2 separate regions of the Mus musculus genome follow, and region 1 is linked to region 2. The links are chromatin loops, found by intact Hi-C in ENCODE. Cell type or tissue: gastrocnemius. All regions are shown on one strand. Region 1 overlaps Amph (amphiphysin). Region 2 has its middle 44 kb from the start of 4930448F12Rik.

Region 1 (5,000 bases), 1.1 Mb before region 2:
AGCCCTCACATTGTGGGTCTTTCAACATATACCATTATTTAGAGGATATTGGTAATTGGTGGGTGGATCTTCCTCAATAAGCTATTGTGTTTGTTGTTGTTGTTGCTGCTGCTGCTGTTGCATGAAAGCAGATTGCAGTGGATTGAGCTTTAGGGAGCACCTGTTACAACACTGAAGAGACCTGGGCTCCTGTGAGGCCTGGCTCATGGAGAAAGAACACAGTGTCCCATCATGTAGTCACAATCACGATGGCTGTACTTTGTGATGTTCGCCACATCTGTGTAGATAAGGCTTCACAGCTGAATCACCTTCAGGGAACGGGATGAAGGTGGGGTTTCCCCCAAAAGAACACTAGGGGATGAGGGGATCAGAGGGGATCAGCAATACATAAATCCCCATGGAGCCATCTGCTGGCTAGGGGAATGGCACAATCAGACTTTGAGTCTTTACTAAATGAAGCAAAATTGAAAAAGTTTCCAGTAGTATTTAAAATGTGTGCTGATGAAATAAAGGGGGCACCGTCACAAGTTTTAAATTTGGACCACACTGGTTTAAAGTCTAACCTTTAATAGGACTCTAGTAATATCGGCATAGCAGACCTGAAGGTAGACTAAAAAGGACTACTGAGAAAGAATGCTAAGTCTGAGTTTATATAGTATACCCAGGACACATATTGCAAAAATTGGTCTAGCTTTCTGATGGGGTTAGCATCACCTGGTGCTTTCCTTTTCTGAATCAGCTCGGTGCTATTCATTGTATTAAGTCAGGAGAGCCATATTCTTGCAAGCATTGGCTCTCCAGCCCTGACTTCTGAAGTAGGCAGTGGAGAATAGCAGGGTTCATGGGCATCACGAATGTGGCATGGGAATGTGACCTCACACAGGCACTCATCATGGTATTCTCTAAGGCCTCTCCTCTGCCTCAAAGTCACAGCTACTGTGTTTCTTAAAATAATCTTCCATATGTGGCTGGAGAGATGGCTCAGCAGTTAAGAAACTGCTCTTCCAGAAGACTCAGAGTCAATTCCCAGCACCCAAACTGCCTCTAGCTACAAGATCTGAGACACTTATGAAGACATACAAGCAGGAAAAACACTAAAGCACATAAAAATAAATAAAAATTATAAAAGGTCTTCTATGAAGCACCTTTTCTAAATATCATAATTTTTATCTTGGGGATCAAAGCTATATCGTTGGATACATGATGAACTGTCATTCATATTCATAGAAATGTCCCTGTCTCATGTGAGAATCTCCTATTATGCAAATGCACTGACCTTATTCCTTTATTCTTACTCTGTTATTAAATACATGGATTCAGAAAAGTGAACCTCTTGTGTGAACTGCAGCTGATACTAATTGAAATGGATTTTAGATTCTGATACTTAATTGAAATGAGTTAAAGTTATATGAAGATCTGTGCTTCAGTGAATAACGGAAAAGACCGACAACAATGGGCATCACGAATAAATTAAAAAAATAAATTAAAAATGTAAGAGAATCCCATTTCTCATTTTAAGTAAACAATGATCCTTATAGATGTTATTGTCACTGTTGCCAAGAGAAGTATAATTTTGTAACAACTTAAGAAGACATTTCAATCCCGAGAAGAATAGCAAGCAATTGTTCATTGACTTATTTGTTGGTGAAATCAGCAATTTTAGGCTGGGATGGAGATTAGTGGTACAGAGTTCCCAGCTGAGGCCCTAGTTTTAGTGCCAGGTATTGTAATAAAAGGATGGAAAGAAGGAAGGAAGGAAGGGAGGGAGGGAGGGAGGGAGGGAGGGAGGGAGGGAGGGAGGGAGGGAGGAAAAGGTAAGGCAAAGCAGGGAGTAGTCTTTCTCTAGGATATTAAAGACCTACTAAGTTTTCTTCCACATAGGGAACTATTCATACATATGATATAAATGAAGTGACTTGATTGAGGAAGACAAACTGTTTAGTCATAAATCTATTTTTGCTTTTCATCTGTCTTGAACAGAACTACACCTATGACCAGCCAAATGGTTTCAATAGTTCGATATCTTTGAACAAAATAGACTCTAAATACATGCAGACAGAATGACAAACTCCCCCCCACACACACAGATAGATGAAAAAGCATGCATTTTAATTTCATAATATGTACCTCCTCTTACGTAAATTCTTTCATGCATATATGTTCTGAGCAGCACAAATTATTAGTAATTGGTACTATTTTAAGTGAATTAACGTGACTTCTTTAGAAGAAAATATAATAATTTTATGGAATATGGAAGGTATTGCTAAAGGTAATTTTATGTTTTTTTTAAGATTTATTTTATTTTACGTGTGTGTGTGTGTGTGTGTGTGTGTGATTGTGTCTTTATGTACACATGCATGCAGATTTCTGTGGAGGTCAGAAAAAGGGCATCAAATCTCCTGGAGCTGGATACAGGTGGTTATGAAGCACCCAGCTGGGTGCTGGAAACTGCACTTGAGTCCTCTGGAAAGACAGCAAGCACTCTGAGCCACTTACCTTTCTCAACAGAAACGCCAAAGGTAATTTTAAAACTCATTTGATGCAAACAGAATCTTTAGCTTATGCGTGATCATTTCCTATATGTCTCTATGTGGGCTGTATCCTATTTTACTATCACAAGATATACTATGCATCGTAGCTCTCCTTTGGCAAAGTAATGTGAACAGATGTTGACAGAATCTTCTGGTTGACTCCAACACTGCAGTGACAGCAGATACCAGCAGATGGCTCTGTCACATGAAAGGAACCTAATGTGTAGGAAAGGGCTGATAAGATGTTGACAAATATGGAGTGAACGGTGCTGAAAAAGGATGCTAACTCTGACTGCTGAGGAAGAAGACACGCAGAAGCAGAGTGACCTACTCAGAAAATGAAAGAAAAAGAGTTCTTCTCAGTTCTTTGCATGATTAGGAATGGATTTTCAATTCTCTAGTTATATTCAATTAACATTTTGATTTTTACACTTTCAAGTACTACAATCACTGCTCTTCAGAGTTTTCCTCTTAACAAAATTTTCCTACTCCATATTTACTGTAATAGAACAACACAAAAGCACAAGAAAAATTAGGAACCTACTCAAAGTAGGTGTTAGTGCTAAATTAAATCAAGGAAGGACTGGAAAGGTTTTGACTCTAATATTATTCCTCTTTCACGTTTTTTATTCATCCCATTTGGTTAGCTTTTTTGTAGATATAAAAAGACAATCCTGTGCTATGCTTTGATTGCTGCAGTGGATATCATAGCTCATTGCACAAAGCATTGCTTTTTAACAGCATTATCCAGGAAGACTGGATCACAGAAACTGCTGAAGGAACTGTGCTGTGTTCAGATGAACAACAGTACTACATTGTGCCAGGACTATACTATTCATTGTCTAAAGCATTTTTTGATGGAGAATATCTAATTTAAAAAAATCAAAAATCAAAAAACAAAAACCAAAAGGTGAAAGAGTTCTCCCCTGTCCGCAGGCACCTGTTGCTTCTCTGATAATGAGGTCCACAAGCTATAATAACTAATGCTGCTAGCCAGCATAGTGACAGTGTAGAAGCCTTCTTTGAGGTGGTGAGCTGCAGCCACCAATCACCAGAAACACTACTTGCTTATCTGCTTTATCATCTTATATTCTGTGTTGGAGGAAGCATAATGACATTTCTGTCAGAATCTTCTAAATACTAGTAACCATGTCAGCAAAACTTGGGAGTAGAACTACAGGAATATAATATAGCAAGCACAGAGTTATCAAGTCTTGAAAGAAGGGAAACACAATGCGGTCACAGAACCAGGTTGGCATAAGCTGAGATCCCCCAAGGTGGAAGCTGCAGGAGACTTTGTAATCAGTGAAGCTAGGCCATTATTTTTATCATTTACTCCTCTATTCAGTAACAATAACTCCAAACAATACCTGAGAAGCAGCTTACCAATTATTTATCATTTGTAGATGTAGTAATAATTTTAATAACTGTAGATGTGGACATAATTTGATAATTTAACAAACACACACACACACACACACACACACACACACACACACACACACACACCTTATTTAAAGAAGATGCCATGAGCCAAAAACTAATGAAAGTATGTTAGAGTAGAATTTTGACATATTTATTTTTCTTAATTTTATAATCACCCAAGGACTTTGTTTTTTAAGTAAAAGATCAATCATGCTCATTTAAAAAAATTGCATCAAAGGTAGGTAAAACTTTTATTGCTTTCATATTTAATAATTTATATAGCAATTCTGATAACACTGACTACTTGAAGGTTTCTAGTTTTAATGTTATACACTGTGAGGAAGATCTGTTGGGCTTGTGAGTAACCATAAAAACTATCCATTTAAATTCTAAGCTGCTCTTTTTATTTATGATATCTCTGGTGAGATTGGAAAGCCTGGTTTTATATACTATTTCATTATGAAAACTTTCAAATAGAAAACTGAAAAGAACTGTACAGTAGACATCAAATATCTACCTTGCAAATAAGTTATTTATTTACTCATGCATGTTTATATGGCCCATGTGAGAGGAGTGGCAATATGTTTTCATAAGCGTGTTCCCAGTTCTTCTGGATATTTCATGTCGCTATGTTTTGATAATGCCTTCTGCTCTCTTCCGATTGGTCAGTTTCTGACTTGGAGGTGATGTTATAGTATGCATGGAAGCGCAGGACTGTTCGAGTAACTGCTGACCTTGTTTAGAGAAGGGTGAGTGCGAAGCAGGCCTCACTGTTATTTACTTGCAGGACTTTTAAAGCTTTGAATTACATTTTTAACAATATATTTAGATATTATTGTCACTAGGTTTGCAGTTGTATGATGTTTTGATAAAATATATTCATTGTACATAGTAACGAGTCTCACGGATTTTTTTATTGGTATATCATTATTTGGACCATGTTTGCATATTGGCCTTCCTATTCTCCCCCATCTTCTTTATTCCCCTTTCTTTCTCTAAATAGTTTCATGTCTTCATTTTCAGATCTACAAACAATATACTTAT
Region 2 (5,000 bases):
CCAAATGTTAAAATAAATAAAATATACATAGAAGACTTAAGAGAACAACTTCCTCAGATTACATTAGCCAAGTAGCTGCCACTGAGCAAAATCTGTGGAACAGCTGGCCTTCCCCACTATTTCTCCCTTGACCAAAAGAGGACCTTGAAATGAAGAATGATAGACCAATTCCTGCCTCTAGTGTTCCTGGAGTATCTGGAGAGTTCCAGGCTCAGACTAAAAGCATGACTATTATGTCAACAGGGATCACAAGGAAAATTCACTGTCTGATGTCTGGGTCAAATCAAGGAATCCAAAATGGTAACTGGCTGCTATATGATGAGATAGTAGAGGCAGGTATGATGTCATATGCCTAAAACCTCAGCATTTGGGAAGCTGAAGCAAGAGGATTATGAGTCGAAAGCCTGGGCTATATGGTGAGATCCTGTCCTGGAAGGGGTGGAGAGGAAAAGAGAAAAAAGAAAGAAAAAAAGAAAATATTCCCCATAATGCTACTATTTTCATAAAGAAGTGACCGCAACCATTTTGCGAGGGATTCATGTAAATCATATGTCCAACTACTGCCCTAAATTTTTATTAGATTTGAAACTCAGAAAAGAAAGAGCTGGTAACAAAACACTGAACATGCCTTTAAAACATCCCTCTTCCCACATCTATTGCCAAAGCCACTTCCCATAGACCCTGCATAAGTTCTAGCACAGCTCTGCCCTCCCCTGTGTCTTAATTCCTTCCAAGAGTGCTAGTCCTTGATTTTGGTTACTTGTGTTTCACAAGCTCCTGGAATTTCCGTTTTTTGAGTGGCAGGGCTTTCTATTCCACTCTTCTTACCTCTGCCATGCCTTTGAAGGCCAGTGGAAGGATTCTACTGTGTTAAACTGTGGTGTCTGTTGAAGGATTTTAGCCCCCTGGTACCAGCACTAGAGAAAAACCCTTCTGAGCATCCTGGAGATCCCTAAGCAAGGGGACTTGTGCTCATCAATAAAGCCCAAGTTGATGAGAAGGTTTTTCAGGTGATGTGTTCTGTGTTCCTGCATAGCTAAGCGGTGAGGGAAAAGACCAGACCATTCCTAATGTAATTTCAAGTGAGATTTGTTTTCATTTTCTCTTAGAAAAACCAGGATAATTTTTAGGGACATTTGACACCCCAGGAAAATCACTGTGTATACACACGAAGAATTTCAGCTCTCCAGAGAACTCACCACCGAGAAAACTTGAGAGAATGGACCTTGGCATGTGGTGGTGATGTAAAATCGAGGGTGATGCTGGCCCTTCTTTTCTTTAACTCTGTTCTCAATAGGAACATCTCTCATCCTAGTGTACTGCAGAGGCCCAAGCACTCTATTTCCAAGCCCAGTCTTTTAGCGCCACCTGGTGTTAACTACTGTAACCACCCTTTAGCCTAATAAAAACTAAGTCTCTTTCTTAAGTACGCAAAAGTCAAGTTCATCGTCATAGGTAAAGTTCAAGTAAAAGCCAATTCAGGGATTGTTGTCCATTCAGCGCATAGCAGGACCTTGGCACACAGTAAATACCAGGATGACTGGGCACTGTGTTCGTTTTTAATTGCCATGGTTGTTTTCTAAGAATAAAAGAATTTGAAGAAGAACATAGGAACACTGATGCCTAAGATACAGTAGCTTTTCACGGTGTTAACGAGAGATTAGAGAGGTGGCTCAACAGTTAAGAAAACTGGCTGCTCTTTCAAAGAACCCAGCTTTTATACCTATCACCCACATGGTGGCTCACAACCATCTGACTGTCCAGTCCAATGCCCTCTTCTGACCTCTACAGGTACTGTATGAACATGGTGCACAGACATACATACAGGCAAACAAACAAACAGACAAAACAAAAGCAAAAAACATATACATATAATGTTTAAAAAATCGTTAACAAATTGGCTTTTAATAGAAAAAAATAGTTGTTAAGTGGGATTTTTTTAACTTCAGGAAAGAGAAACACTCCTATTTAGGCTAACCATAGTCAGATTTAGGCTAATTGTTGAGTTTCTTTCCATGTTTCATTGTGAGGAGCGGGTGTGGCCACAGCTCCAACATGGAGCCCGGGACTGCTGCCAAGTCTTATGACTGGCACCTGACTTCCTCATATCCCTCAAGATAGCCACGTACCTTGAGCTGCATTGCGCAGATGCACCAAAGATCAGATGATGTGACGAATGTAGTCCTGAGCCAATGAACTGTGCCTACGTGGACTGGGGTGAGGGGGAGTGGACTGGAGGGGATAAAGGGGGATGGCCAAGAGAGGTTGTGGCATTATTCTTTTTCCTACACATTTGTGAAGTTCCTGAATAAACTGCCTTGAGAAGGACATCGGTTTTGTCGCTTCTTTTCTGCTGGTCAGAGACGGTAGCGACAAGTGGTGGAACCCGTACGAGGATGTGATGAGTCCAGAACTCTCCGCAGTCAGAGTAGCCAGTTGGAAAGCTCCCAGGAAAGTGGAATGATTCAAGTTCTCGGTTAGAGACTATTAGGTTCCCGGATTAGGGACTATTGAGGTTCTCGGAGTGAGACAATTAAAGTTACACACACATATAGTATAGTGATCCAAAAACTAAAAGAAAAGCAATTGGTTGTAGCCCCAGAAAAGGTTCAGAAAGGAAAAATGGTGAATTATTTAGGAACTAAAATTTTTGATAGTCAAGTATCTCCCCAGAAAATTCAGATTCGGAGGGATAATTTGAGGACATTGAATGATTTTCAAAAGCTATTGGGGGATATACAGTGGGTACGTCCCTATTTGGGACTAACTAACAAACAATTACAACCATTATATAATATTTTACCGGAAGATATAGAATTAAATTCTCCCCGGCAGCTTACTGATTCTGCCCTCGTAGCGTTAAGTTTGGTTGAAAAGGGTACTCAAAAAAGGGTATCCTCTGGCAGGGCGCCCCTTTGCTATGGATACATCCCAAGATTTCACCCGCAAAAATCTTGTCTTATTGCCCTGCCTTGGTAGCACAATTGGCCTTGATTGGCCTACAACAATGTATTCAATATTTTGGCAATCCCCCTCAGGAATTGATTGTTCCATATAATATGAAGCAAATAGAAGTATTATCAGCTACTGTTGATGATTGGGCAATTTTGAGATGTAGCTTCATGGGAAAGATGGATAATCATTTCCCTAAGGATCCCATTTTGCAGCTGATTAAAGCTCATCCAGTTGTTTTTCCACAAATTACTTCTTGAGTGCCATTGCCTGATGCCCCTTTAATTTTTACAGATGGGTCTAAGACAGGCTGCGGAGCATATTTGGTCCATGGCTCCACGCCAGTAACTTTACAGTTTCCCCCTGCTTCTCCCCAAGTTATTGAGTTGCACATTGTTATAAACGTTTTTGAATTGTATTCTGAATCTTTTAATTTAATTTCAGATAGTATGTGGTTAATTCGCTAGCAGTGATGGAAATGGTGGGGAAGGTGAATTTTCGATCCACTATAGGGGATTTGTTAAATAAATTGCAATCCTTAATTTTAAATAGAAGTTCTCCATTTTTTGTCCAACACATTGGAGCTCATACAGGTTTGCCTGGCCCTTTAGCAGAGGGCAATGATTTGGTTGATAAAGCTGCTAGAGCTGCTTCTGCCTTTTTGATTCAGAAACCTGTAGAACTGGCTCCTGGATTTCATTCACAGTTTCATGTGAATTCCAAAACACTTTCTTCTCAATTTCATATTACTAGAGCAGAGGCAAGAGATATTGTTACGGCTTGCAAAGCCTGTGGCCCCCTATTGCCTCAGGTGAGTGTGGGAGTAAACCTTCACGGCCTGCTTCCCCTCCACATTTGGCAAATGGACATGACTCATTTTTCAGAATTTGGTAAACTGCAATTTGTTCATGTTTCTGTAAATACAGCCTCTTGGGTGTTGTTTGCCTCCCTACATACTGGTGAAAAGGCACACCATGTCATTGCCCATTGCTTTGAGGCATGGGGTGCATGGGGTCAGCTCAGAGAGCTTAAGACTGATAATGGACCTGCTTATACTTCAGCTTCTTTTGTTTCCTTTTGTAAAATGATGGGTGTCCACTTGGTGCACAGTATACCCTACAATCCTCAGGGTCAGGGCATCATTGAAAGAGCCCATCGCACTCTGAAAGAGTGCCTAATAAAACAGAAAGGGGGGTAGCCTCTGGCGCTCCTCCTAGGGAGAGATTAGCCATTGCTCTCCTTACCTTGAATTTTTTGAATAAAGATAAAAATGATCTGACTGCTGCGGAATGGTTTGCCAATCCCGAGGCATCCTACAAAGGCACAGTCACGTGGAAGGATGTTCTGAGTGGACGATGGCATGGGCCCGATCCTGTGTTGGTCTGGGCGAGAGGGTCTGTTTGTGTTTTTCCACAGGATCATTGCCAGCCGCTGTGGGTTCCGGAGTGATTGATGAGGGTAGTTCAAGATGAACGGAGGTGCCCTGATGAAGCTGCTTCTGGGGGTGATGATGCTGCATGCAGTGATGACTGAAGATCTATGATGGGCCCCCTTTTGTAGGGGTATTCAAGATTCGCTTCCCCCATGGACCGGCTGCCAGTCCAGGAAAGCTGCGTGGGCCGTGAAAAAATATTTTACCTTTTCCCCTTATATTAGTACCAGTCATAATCAAACGTTTTCAGGGTTTAATTGGACGTATCAAAATCCAGCCCAGAGAGGGGCAAGCAATCCTTTAATGTATGGCTGTTGTGTGGGATAAAGTGGGAGTTGTACAGATCTTTCTTCTTTGAATATGTTGATGGGTGGGGCATGGGGAAATACTAGCTTTTATTGGAATGGATCTGTATTATTTGAGTCTTCTGTTATTCAATTTGCTTATGGGAAAAATGTATTCTTTAAAGCCACGCCTGTATGCATTTGGCCTCCTTTTGTATTTTTAGTTTATAATGGTAGTTATTTTGATGATGTTGTAGAATGTAAGGAGGATAGTTGTTTTTATAGTATGTGTTGGAATGCTTCTACGTTTTCTTTAGCTATTGTGACCAGAA

Evidence for each region. Hi-C counts contacts between places; a loop is a spot of excess contacts. Peaks named below come from ENCODE experiments on the same cell type or tissue, not always from the same donor. Only the 100,000 strongest peaks of a DNase experiment are listed, where the experiment ranks them.
Region 1: a loop joins it to region 2, with 5 times the contacts of the local background. A loop is called at or near these places in 7 of 42 quality-filtered maps.

What each region holds. Positions count from the first base shown.
Region 1 is chr13:19,131,758-19,136,757 of GRCm38, reverse strand. The region is part of intron 17 of Amph (amphiphysin); the gene reads right to left. Among named protein-coding and RNA genes, the nearest start is that of Gm31887, 59 kb to the left of the region's middle. In gastrocnemius, a CTCF peak has its summit at 2,710 (motif pointing right); a DNase peak (open chromatin) is centred at 2,722.
Region 2 is chr13:18,053,785-18,058,784 of GRCm38, reverse strand. No RefSeq gene overlaps it. Among named protein-coding and RNA genes, the nearest start is that of 4930448F12Rik, 44 kb to the left of the region's middle. In gastrocnemius, no CTCF peak of the experiment used is centred here; DNase peaks (open chromatin) are centred at 1,364 and 2,080.